Regions from separate parts of the Homo sapiens genome. Here region 1 is linked to region 2. A link is a contact called in ENCODE Hi-C or POLR2A ChIA-PET data. All regions are on one chromosome and are shown on one strand. The core of a region is the stretch at or near the end of the contact, and the rest is flanking DNA. Distances in the headings are between cores, read along the strand shown.

Evidence for each region. Hi-C counts contacts between places; a loop is a spot of excess contacts on that map. ChIA-PET counts read pairs that join two places held with the same protein, here RNA polymerase II (POLR2A).
Region 1: a map with no recorded cell type shows a loop between it and region 2 (9-fold over the local background). The contact joins two enhancer-like sites. A Hi-C loop is called at or near these places in 1 of 37 single-sample maps with no recorded cell type. POLR2A ChIA-PET finds 5 or more read pairs at or near these places in 1 of 52 experiments (WTC11).

The regions. Positions count from the first base shown.
Region 1 is chrX:22,698,070-22,701,254 of GRCh38, reverse strand. The region is part of intron 4 of PTCHD1-AS (PTCHD1 and PHEX antisense RNA); the gene reads left to right. Among named protein-coding and RNA genes, the nearest start is that of DDX53, 300 kb to the left of the region's middle. Within about 2 kb of position 1,259, at least 2 of the 41 ENCODE cell types and tissues checked have a DNase peak (open chromatin) inside an H3K27ac peak, as active enhancers do.
Region 2 is chrX:22,651,147-22,654,284 of GRCh38, reverse strand. The region is part of intron 4 of PTCHD1-AS (PTCHD1 and PHEX antisense RNA); the gene reads left to right. Among named protein-coding and RNA genes, the nearest start is that of DDX53, 350 kb to the left of the region's middle. Within about 2 kb of position 1,513, at least 3 of the 41 ENCODE cell types and tissues checked have a DNase peak (open chromatin) inside an H3K27ac peak, as active enhancers do.

The DNA.
Region 1 (3,185 bases), core at 10-2,509, 47 kb before region 2:
CTGTAGTTAAGTATCGCTATTCATCAAAAAACAAACTAGAAAAAGAGGGAAAATGAAGCCACTAACTGGGAGAAGCTATTTGTAAAGCAAATAACAAAGGATTAGTGACCAGAACAAGTCAGAAATATAACTGAATAAGATAAACATGAACAACCCAATAGGAAAGTGGGGTAAATACATAAAACAGGCACTTCACAGACAATGAAATATCTATAGGCGATAAACAATGAAAAGATTCACAAATCTTTTACTAATGCAAATACAAAATAAGAATAAAATAATATAGCACCACGCACCCACCAGAATGGCAACAAATTAAGAAGGTAGACAGAGGAAGTGTATCAACGGGAGCGTAAATTAGAACCGGGGAAAAGAAATTGTCATTGTCTCTCAAAGCAGAGCATTCACATACTCTATGACCAAACAGTGTCAGAGAAATTCTTGTATGTTTTTATCAGAAGATCTAAATAGTAATTTTCATAGGCCATTTGTATGTTTCATAGGCTATTTGTAACAGTCTCAAACTAGTAACAATCCAATCCAAATGTTTAGCTATTGGAGAACAGAGAAATATATATAACATATATATATATGTGTATATGTTTATATATGTATGTTTATATATGTTTATATATATGTTTATATATATATATAAAACATAACATACCTCTATCTTCAAATGTATATATTTTTCACATAATGGAATATTATCTAGTAGTGAAAAAGAAGTGAGCATAACTACACACAGAAACATGGATTAATCTTAGAAACATAATGTTGGGTAAACAAAAATACCAAGTCTCCACAGACATATATGGTATGATAGAAAACAACTTTTAAAAAAGAAAAACTGAGAAATGTGTTGTTTAGACTTATATAAATGTGTGATAAAACTATTTCAAAAAAACAAGGGAATGATAAAATTCAGGATAGTAGTTTTAGGGAGGTGGGTTTGTGGAAAAACACATAGGTAGAAGCAAGGTATGGGCAACGACCTATTATTTGGATGTTAACTATATTGTTATGCTTTATGATTTGCATATATGTTGCATTTCATATATCATTTTATATTAACATTACCAAGAGAAAATGAAAAAGCACAATTCCAAGAAACAGTGGCAGAAAACAAAGCAAGAGGAAACCGAAGAGTTGCAATATCAAATAGAGCCAGGGATGAGATTAGAATCTCAAATTACAGGAAGTCCTATAAGTTGCTAGGAGAAGAACACAAATTTGGACATAAGCTTCTTAGCAACTGAGGAAACGAGAATAATTGATTACATGGGTCATGAGATTCATAAAACCAAATTTTAAAAGAGAAACAACTATTCCTGCTACAGCACATCTATTGTTGACTTTGGAACTAAAGAGCTACTTCAATCCAAAAACTAAACTATATAAAGCTATAAAAATAAACATATCCCTAAGATCCCAACTCCTAGCACATATTTCTCTAATTTCTCTGACTAGTCACGCAGTCAGTCTTTAGGCAGCTCCAGGCTGCAGAGCCTCAGAAGGAAGAATGTGGTGGGGCTTTGGAGAAAACAGATCCTGCCTTTCCTGGCTGCACTCTCAAGTCCCTCCTCTCCTCTCAGTTAATATTCCGGAAATCTCGTGCGCCTGTGAAATGGCTTAGCCAAGTCCATGGTAATAGAATTGGTATGCAACTCCCCTGGATTTGTCGACTGTCCCAGATAGCAGGAAGAAGACATGGAGATGTGAGGGTGGTGATTGCTTTTGTTTTATCTGTCTGTTTTCAGAAAGTGTCACCAAAGGCAAAATGTGACTTGGTATAATAAGAATTCTTTTTCATGCAGTTGGTCGTTGAAACAATTATTTCTAGAGGAACTCTTTATGGATAGTTTGAATATCACTTCATAGTATATAATATATAATGTGCATGTATTTAATGCTAATCAGTTGCTATTTAGTGCTGGCCTTTACTTTTGTGAGAAATATAGAAGTATGAGATTTGGGAAAAATTACAGGCCAACCCGCTTCACACACACAAACATACGGACACACAAAACTATATATTGTGTAAAGTGAAAATCCCCTTGCATAGTATCCATAACCCTTTACACCCTAGTCCCAACCCATTTCTCTAACATCTCATGCCATCCTCTTGAGTGTTTTCTAAGCTTTCCCATACCTGAATTTTTACTCTCCCAGTAAAATTTCACTCCTTTCTTGCTGGGGCAGCCTCTCCACTTCTGACCTGATATTGCCCTATTACCCCCATCTGGCACATTCCTGTCTCCTTCAAAACTCAGTTCCAATTTTGGCTTCCCCATTCTCTCCAGACCAAGGCCAATGTTATTTTTTTTCTATTATGGTCCCAATAGCTTCTTACATACTTCTATTTCTTTTCTGTCTCTCTTCCTATGTCTGAAGTTGGTTCTTCACTTCAGTCTTAGACTCAATGAGATGATGGGCAGACATTTGTGTGGCTACATGAATCATCTCTAACAATGGATTGTTATTTATTAATACTGATCACTATATCTGTTTATTGCTTTACATTTTTTTCAAAGTGTTTTGATTTCCATTAGCCATTTTAGTGTCACACTATTTCTGGGAGGAGATATTATTACTGCAGTTTTGCAAATGAATCAGGTATGTATATATGAGTTGTCTGAGAATGAAAATAGTAATTTGACAATATCTAGCAAAAATAAATATGCACTTACCCTTTGACCAGCAACCTCACTTCTAGAAATCAGTCTCAAGGCAGGCATCACAAAAATAAGAAATGATCCAAGTAAACAGCTATTAATTACAATAGCTTAATTAAAAAGACACTAGAAATAATGTAACTGTTTATCAAGAGGGAACTGGCTGAGTAAACTATAGGACATCCACCCATAGGAGTGTTATGCAGCTGTAAAAAGCAAACAGGAAGATCTATATCCTGTGGAGTGGTAGCTCCAGGACATACTGTCAAATGCAGGATGCAGAACAATCTATGTGATATATTTCATTTGTACATGTGTGCTATTTTTAACTTTAAAAAGAAGCAAAAGATAAACTAATAAAAATGGTTACTTATAGGAAAGAAGGGAAGTACAGCTTGGAAGAAAATAGAATCTATATTTCTCTGAAACTAACTTTTTCTATAGTTTTGACTCGGTAAGTGTGTAAATGATTTAAATGATTCTGAAACAAAAGATTTTAAAGGTAAATTC
Region 2 (3,138 bases), core at 264-2,763:
CCCAGGGGTCCCCAAACTACTGTCTGCTGCCTATTTTATCTTGTCTCTGCAAGATAAGAATGTTCTTTACATTTTTAAAGGATTGAAAAAAATAGGACTCTTTTGTGACATGTGAAAGTTTTATGGTATCCAAATTATAGTGTCCGTAAATAAAGTTTCATTGGAACAGAGCCACAGCCATTCATTTTTGGCTATGGCTGCCTTCATGCTGCAGCAGCGGCAGAGTTGAATAATTGCAGCAGAAACCTTATGGTCTATAAAGCCTTAAGTATTTACTACCTAGCCTTTCATAGAAAAGGTTTGCTTTTCCCAGCCCTAGGTGAGCCACAAGATCTGTGTGATTTTAGATTCCTGATCTGCTCGTGCTGATAATGGGGATGGGTACAAATGCCCCCTTGGAGCTAAGAGAAGGTGACAATCCTAGAGCTTCCTTGGCGTCCAGATAGCAGACACTTAGAGTCTCTTGATGCCAAGAAATCTCAGGAAGACGCTTGGAGGGGCCCTGTGCAGATGAACATCTCCAGATTAGGAGTCTTACATTGGGAGGAACAAGCTGTTTTATCTCCTAGTGACAGGTCTGGTTATTATGGTGATGGGAGAGGGCTAAATTGGGAGACATTGAGAAATACTATAATGGAAGGCATTTTTCCTGTAAGTTATGAATGTGATCTGGACAGAGATGCCTTCGAATCGGACAAGTTCACGATTAGGTAGGCTGCATGACGTCAGTAAAATTTTCTAGGATTCTGTGAACCAAGCCTGTCTTTGAATTTTTTACATTAACCCTAGAGCAACAATATGTATGGCTGCTGATAAAGGAGCTCTAGATCAAGAAATAGGTAAAAGGAAAATTCTGGAAGGATTTAAATTCTGCAGTAAGAGGTCTTTTTATTATGTGACCAGGAAAAATGCAGATGGTTTAGGGTTGGACAAAGTCCATTTCAGAGTCTCTCTCACTCATACACACACACACACTGAGTGAGAGAGGACACAAGCAGACAAGAACACTGGAGTTCAGCTCAGACCCACAGATGCTAGGATGGTGGCTAAGATACCAGTGTTATATACAAAACTGTTACCTCATTCAACCCAGGCCATAGAGTAGATGGGGGCTCTGTAGTCTGTAATGGAGTGAGCAGAAAAACCTCTCTTGACAGGCACAGTGAGTCTCAGCTTTAAATTTTGTGGCATAGCTGTGAACTCCCCAGAGAAAAAGGCAGCCAATGAAACTGCCCCGCAAAGAGCAATTAGGATTTCTGAGACAGAACTCAGAGCTTCCTCTGAGGCAAAGAGACCTAAGCACAAACAGCACCAAATACCATAAGCTGTCTGCACAGAAGCAAAGCAAAGGTATTCTTTTCATGTGTCAGGGTGGGGCTCTCAGGCCTGTATTGGCCTTTCACCATCGTGATCAGAAACACGAGTTGCTGATGTAAAGGTCAGCAGCGTGCATTGCTTGTTTCTACCCTGGTGAGGAGAGTTTTCCCCGACCGAAGAATCTAATTGGTTGCTGATGACTCACAGATGCTGAAGTCCACAGGCAGAAGCACTTGATTGGCTGTCACTCTGTTTCAGCATTCCCGGCCTTGCAGGTCTGTAATGAATGGTACAGAGGGAGCAAAAGCTATCATTTGGGTCAATTAATATGATGAGAAGGGGTAGAGGGAGCTATCTTCTCCCACACACCTAACCTAATAGCTATTTCTGCTGCTTCGTTTAGTCATTGCTGCGTTAGAGGATGCCTTTAAGAAAAGTAGTTCAGTAGATAGGAAACTTTTGAATGCTACGTAAATGTCAACTGTTTTTATTGTTGTTTTTCCTCTGCTTACATCAGTGAGGTGAGGGTTACAAGCAGCGGGACAAATACAGAAACAGTCGTGACGAAAAGCTCAAGGATGACTCTGGCGGACAGAAAGGCTGGGGGATACGAAATAGAGCCTCTGGGACCCAGTTCTAATCTTAGCCTGGTTTTGACGCTTGTCTCAGAAACCTGCAAGAGACATCTACAAGATAGATTTTCTTTCTTTTTCTCTCTAATCTCAGTGCTGTTAATTTCCACAGGACTTTGAAGCTGGGGCTCTCAGATCACACAATGGAATCTTTCATACATACACTGCGTTTCAAATGCTTAATTGCTAGATCATAAGAAAATTTGTGTGTAGGGCTCAACATGCAATATTTTGTATTCATGGCAACATGCAAGTAAATGCTATTATCCATATATGATGAAGAGACTGAAAATCAGAATGGCTAGGAAAGTTGCACAAAGTTTTTGGGAAGGTGGGAAAACCCATGGGGACCCCAGCACCTGCCTACTGATAGTGGAAAAACAAGAAAGCGATAATTCCGCATGGTCAGAGAGCCTAGCACTCAGGGTTCTGATTTATGGACCCTTGAATCTGGACTTCTTTACTAAACACTTATGGAGCCTTCTGTGTGTCACATCTTGTATGTGCTGGAGTATAAAAATAATCGAGAAGTGGATTTTAGTTTCAATTTGCTCACAGTCCAGTGAGGGAAGGGACTCATATGTTAGGGCAAAGAGACGGCTTTTCCCAGGGTGACATGAGAGCATAGAGGAAGAGCAGCTTACCAGCTGTGGAGGTTAAAATGTTCAAACCTCTTAATCGTTGTGGATCCCAACTTTACGATCTTGATTTAACTTTGGCCTAGGCAGAGATCGTTGACATGGTGTCCATGGATAGTTATCAGGAATTCTTTGAAGCTCCTGAAAATGTCTATACATTTTGATCCATATGTGCATTTTAGATAAGAAAAGGACCATGTTCATACTGATGAAGACTCTAAGAGTTCTTCCACTTCTGACAACCTAGATATTTGTCTAAGTATCAAGCCAGGAGAGATAGAAATGAAATAATACTGTATTAATAACTCTGCCTAGAAAATATACAAAAGTGGTATATAGTTGAAATGACAATTTTTAACCAACTAGATATCCTTTTAGAAGACTTCAAATCAAAAGTCTCACTGTTACTGAGAGATCATTAAAACCAGAGTTTCTACAGAGAGGTTATGCCATTGAGAAGTTTTGCTGTAGAACTTCCAAAAAACAAAACAAACAACAAAAAAACTGAAGGGCATACCTGGGACTTCAGAATCACTTTATTTTCTGCAAAA